Regions from separate parts of the Mus musculus genome. Here region 1 is linked to region 2. Evidence: chromatin contacts called from ENCODE Hi-C or POLR2A ChIA-PET data. All regions are on one chromosome and are shown on one strand. The core of a region is the stretch at or near the end of the contact, and the rest is flanking DNA. Distances in the headings are between cores, read along the strand shown.

Region 1 (2,700 bases), core at 49-2,548, 43 kb before region 2:
CTCCCACCTTTACCTGTGTTGTCATTTTCCATATAAATAAAGGGAATGTCCCTCCCTCTCTCACTCTCTCTCTCTCTGCGCCTTCTCTTTCTGCCACCCCCTCCAAACCTCTTACACGTGGAACTGTTTTTGGCCCAGTGTGCTGTGTTCAGATTCGAGCCTCTATTTTAACACATCAATTACTAAATGGTTAAAAAGAGCAAGGCACGTGTGGTACCTCACATCTATAACCCCAGTATTTGAAGGCTTGTTCTACATACATAGTAAATTCCAGACTATCTTGGGCTATAGCCCAAGATAGGAAATACCTAACCTAAAAAATAAAAATGTCTACAGAATTGCATGACTTTCATTAATTTTTGCAATTATTCTGAAAACATGGTGCAACGAAAAAAGGATTTTTGTCAAGGTCCTATTGAGTTCAAGCGAGTTTATTCTGGAAGAAAATACTTCCATCTTGCACTCTCATCCAACTTTGGATAAAAATGACTACCAAACTTGGTGGTCATTTTCCAACACCTGTTTTAAAGCATCTTCCTCAGATACTAGGAAGAGAGCAGTATACACATCTACCAATTCCATAAACTTTACGGGACGTTGACTACACGCACCACGGAGAGAAACGCTGAGCCCTGCGTCTAGGGACCTTACCCACCCTGCACTGCAGAGCTAGTGCTCAGCACGCACTCCTGCCCCAGACTACGAATCAGCTGGTAACTGGCCCCGGCAGCACTGCAGCGGTCTGCTGCGGACAGGAACTCCTGCAGCTGCAGTAGCCAACACCGTACGCCGGTTCCCTCCTCCGCCATCACGCCGGCACCGCTTCGCGCATGCGCGTCTCAGCACTCTAGCCAGCTCTTCCCTGAAGGCCCAGCCGGAACTGCTCCCTTATACTCTCGCGGGGGTGGGGGGGTGAAGACGCGCACCGGCCTGCAGATCTGTAGCGTTTAACATGTACACATCGGAATGCAAAGGGACAGAACCAGTCTAACCATGCGGAGATATCACAGATTGGTGTTTGCACTCGGGACAACGCAAATGTAAACACACAAGGGAGTTGTGCCGGCCCCGGGTTTCCCGCCAAAACGCAATCCCGCTGCAGGCTGGCCCATCCAAGGCGAGGGGCGTGCAAGTGAATCTAGGCTGTAATTCCTAGGTAGCGGTCGAGAACTCCCCCTCCGGCTTGCAGTGGCGCCTTCCGGAGGCGGAGCTACACGCCTTTGCCGCTGTGATTGGCCGGAAACCTTTTCTCAGAGTTCACTTACGGCGCTTTCCGGAGGCGGAGCTACGCGCGCTTGCCTCTTTGATTGGCCAGGCGTCTTCGGTCGCTGTGACGACAGAGCGGCTGGCGGGAATCGCTTCACCCTGCGGGCCCAGGAACGTTCTCCTGGGTGGCGCAGAACCCTGACTCGCCGTTTTGTGCGCGTTTGCAACTAACCCGGATCCGAGGTACGAGAGGTCCCGGAGCGGGACAACTGAGAGCCAGATTTCTTTTGTCGCGCAGCAACCACAGCACCATGTCGTCCCCGGCATCCACCCCGAGCCGCCGCAGCAGCCGACGCGGACGAGTCACCCCAACCCAGTCCCGTGAGTTCCCTCCTTCATCTGCCCCCTTTCCGCCTCGTGTCTCTTCCCGCAGCACTGTGGAAAGTCCTGAGTCCTTCGAGCCTGGTGTGTGGTTGACAGGCCTTGAGCATATAGTAGCCTCTGTCACCCACATACTGGGCTCTCGTCTCCAGGCAGTCTGGCGTGGTCAGTTCAGTTGACCCACCTTTTCCTACACCTTGTCCCTCTGTTCCAGTTTGAGGGTTTTGGGGGGGGGGTGTTCTTGTTTAAGTAATATGACTACCCTAAGGCACTTCCTGGAAGACTAAGCTTGAGCGTTGATCGTCTTTTTTGTTTTGTATGACGGAAGTTCGAAGTGAGGAAAGCAGGTCGTCACCCAATCGGAGACGTAGAGGCGAAGATTCTTCCACCGGAGAGCTACTGCCAATGCCCACCTCACCAGGAGCCGACCTGCAGAGCCCACCTGCACAGAATGCCTTGTTTTCCAGCCCTCCTCAGATGCATTCTTTAGGTGGGTCAGCCGTCGGTTTTGCTGGTTTACCAGTTGCTATTATTCTGTGTGTACTGATAGATTCTTCACTGAAACACCTGAGGAGAGAAGCAGAGTTGGTACATTTTAGGACCTAGTGAGCAAAGAAAGCATACTTTATAGTAGAACTACAATTGGGGTATGAAAGATTGCAGTAAAGTATTCTGTTTAAATTGTCAAACAGCATTCCGGAATTGGGATTTGATGTGCTTATGGGGATTTCATGGTAAAGCTAAATATCTTGTCTTTATAGCTATTCCTTTGGACTTTGATGTTAGTTCACCATTGACATATGGCACTCCCAGCTCGCGAGTGGAAGGAACCCCAAGAAGTGGGGTGAGAGGCACACCTGTAAGGCAGAGGCCAGATCTGGGCTCAGCACGAAAGGGTTTGCAGGTGGATCTGCAGTCTGATGGCGTGAGTACAAAGCAGATCTCTGATGGTGTTACCTTGAGAGCATAAAGTAGGTCATCCCATTAACATGTTTCTATCCTCGCTTTCTCAATAGGCAGCAGCAGAAGACATCGTACCAAGTGAACAGTCTCTAGGCCAAAAGCTTGTGATTTGGGGAACAGATGTGAATGTGGCAACATGTAAAGAGAATT
Region 2 (2,700 bases), core at 159-2,658:
GGGTTGGAATTTTTAAAGACTGGGAATTCTAAAGTTGTACTGTATTTAATATTTTAGTATTTATGACATCTTGGGCACAAACAAGAAAGGAATATTAACAATGATGCACTTGGAATGGACTTGTATTAGATAATCTTTGTTGTGAACTTGACACAAATGGAAAGAGGAAATCTCAATTTAAGACTTGCCTTAGTCAGAATAACCTGTGGGCATGTCTGAAAAGAAAAACCTGGGGGAACTTTCTTAGTCACTAATTGTTGTAGGAGAATCCAGTTGGGTATGGGTATACCATCTTTAGGTACATGGGCTTACTCCTCCAAATAAGGTAGGTGAACGTAAGATAGAAATGTAAAGGTCCATGATTCACCGAAGAATGACACCTGGGACTCAAATAGTATGTATACTCAGAGAGTGCTTTATTTTGCAGAAGTCCAGCGTGTTGGAGTCTCCCATTGCCAAAACAGAGAGACAACTAAGTGAGTGTGCATGCTTGCTTTAAAGCACATTGGAATTCTGGGGAAGATGAGTTTTATCTTACTCTATCTCTAGGCATCCTAGAACCATTATCGGGCATGAAGGCTGGAGCCTGGGTTTTTTTCTATTAGTAATTGACTTGCCTGGGCTTGCCTGGACTTTCCCAGTTCTTAGGCCCAGTCTCCTTAACTGTCAATTTGAAGTCTGTCATGGAGTCAGCCTAGCCTTCTCAGAAGCAAGGTGGTAAGCTGCTTTTCTCCATCCCTTTTTGCTTCACGGTTTTGCTTGAGTTTCTTCTGTGGCTTTCTTTACTGATGGACTTTTGGTTCTGGTGTCATCAGAGCAAAACTACAGCCTAAACGTAGCCTGCACTAACACAGCCCAACCTTTTGGAATAGTTTTTTTTTTTTTTCCCCAACACAATTGTGAATTCCCATGTTTTACCTTGATTATTAATAACAGGTTTGGTGTGATGTAACTTTGTTTTTCGAGACAGGGTTTCTCTTTATAGCTCTGGCTGTCCTGGAACTCACTTTGTAGACCAGGCTGGCCTCGAACTCAGAAATCCGCCTGCCTCTGCCTCCCGAGTGCTGGGATTAAAGGCGTGCGCCACCACGCCCGGCTCGTGATGTAACTGTTAGCGTTTGTTTAGACATTATTTCAATATTTAATAAGAGGAGTCATAGGGAAAATTTCCCTTGGACACACTGACACTATTGGAGATCTCAGATCTTTTAAAGACTTTTTAAGCTCATGCTGCCTTAGTCTCCCAACCCAGTTTTATGTGTGTGTTTTGATTAGGACAACCGATGAACCAACAGTTCCAGAGACCATCAGGGGCAAAGCTTGCCAGGAACAGGAACCTGATACAGTCCCCACTATCCCCACTATCGGTCCCTCTATGACGGAGAGCAACGCGCTGCCGGAAGTGACGTTGACGCCCTGCGTGCGGTGGTGCGTCTGGTAGCAGGAGAAGATGGCGGTCTCCACAGGTCGGTTCCTAGCCGGGTCTGCCGCGCTCCCGCTGCTTTCTGTCCGGCGGGCCGCGCGGGACTGCGGGTGCGCAGTGCGGAGGGCCCCGCGAGGGGCAGGGGGTGGGGCGGGCGGTAGGGAGGTCGGGACGCGCGTGTCAGAGCTCGCGGTGACGGGGAGCCTGCGCGCCCACCGCCCGCGGCGGCCCTGCGGGAGGACCGGCAGATCTGGGCGCCGCAGCGGAGCCGAGGGTGGAGTGCGCTGGAGCGGCCCGCGGTGGCGGTGGCATTGCCCATCAACGGGGCTACGGCGGAGAGGCATCCTGGATGGAGCCGGGGATCTAGGCTGGGAGTCCACCAGACAGACACGTGCGGGAGGATAGGACTAACCGGAGGGTGGCTGCTGTCTGGAATAAGAGGGCGACGATTTTACTTAGGTGGCCGAATGCGTGTTCTTCTTCTTCTTCTTCTTCTTTTTTTTTTTCAATTAAGTGAAAAACTACAGTACACTGAGCCAGACGAAAGCTAATTGCAGGACAGTTGGTACCTTAGATAGGTGTTCTACTCTTGTCTACAATGTTCGGTTGCCTTTGAGCAGAAACTTGAAATTTAAATGCCAACAGGGTTTAGAAATTTGGTGACAAAAAAAATTAAAACAGTTTAAAAGTGTTGAGTTTTAGCATTTAAAAATGATGATTCATAAGATTTATTTTTTTTTCTAGTTCTTATTGAATCTAGGTTGTAGAAATGGAAGAGGTTGAGTGCATGTTGTGATTGTTAACATTTCAAGGTAATGCCTTCATATACATTTTTCATATTGTTTAAATCTTACCTTTATGTGTATGAGTGCCATAGACAATAAAATCTTTAGCAGTTCTACCTCTGGAAAATACATCAGTGGTCAGATCAGAGCTGTCCAAGACCAAAGCTCATTTTAAAAGTGATCTTTTAATGTTATAACCCTTAATCTCTTTACTTCTTATTTGAAATATATGTGCTTATTAGTGCCATGTTTTTTAAAGAGTTGTGCTCACTACCTTAAAATTAAACTAATAAAATGGTGTATTGTAATATGAAAAATGTCAATTTGTGATTGCATTTGTTCTTTTTAAAAATATTTATTATATATATATGAGTACACTGTAGCTGTCTTCAGACACACTAGAAGAGGGCATTGGGTTCCATTACAGATGGCTGTGAGCCACCTTGTGATTGCTGGGGATTGAACTCAGGACCTCTGGGAGAGCAACCAGTG

What was found. A loop is a pair of places that touch in the nucleus more often than their neighbours do. ChIA-PET counts read pairs that join two places held with the same protein, here RNA polymerase II (POLR2A).
Region 1: a map of left cerebral cortex shows a loop between it and region 2 (6-fold over the local background). The contact joins the promoter of Mcm4 here to the promoter of Ube2v2 in region 2. A Hi-C loop is called at or near these places in 10 of 37 maps with a recorded cell type or tissue (gastrocnemius, heart and left cerebral cortex). POLR2A ChIA-PET finds 5 or more read pairs at or near these places in 4 of 5 experiments (Patski and embryonic stem cell).

What each region holds. Positions count from the first base shown.
Region 1 is chr16:15,635,998-15,638,697 of GRCm38, reverse strand. Mcm4 (minichromosome maintenance complex component 4) reads left to right here and starts at 1,298. Exons shown (of 16, transcript NM_008565.3): 1 at 1,298-1,587; 2 at 1,916-2,077; 3 at 2,349-2,512; 4 at 2,604-2,700. The coding sequence starts at 1,518. It overlaps Prkdc (protein kinase, DNA activated, catalytic polypeptide), which reads right to left and starts at 832. Exons shown (of 86, transcript NM_011159.2): 1 at 656-832. The coding sequence starts at 809.
Region 2 is chr16:15,593,226-15,595,925 of GRCm38, reverse strand. Ube2v2 (ubiquitin-conjugating enzyme E2 variant 2) reads left to right here and starts at 1,408. Exons shown (of 4, transcript NM_023585.4): 1 at 1,408-1,466. The coding sequence starts at 1,451.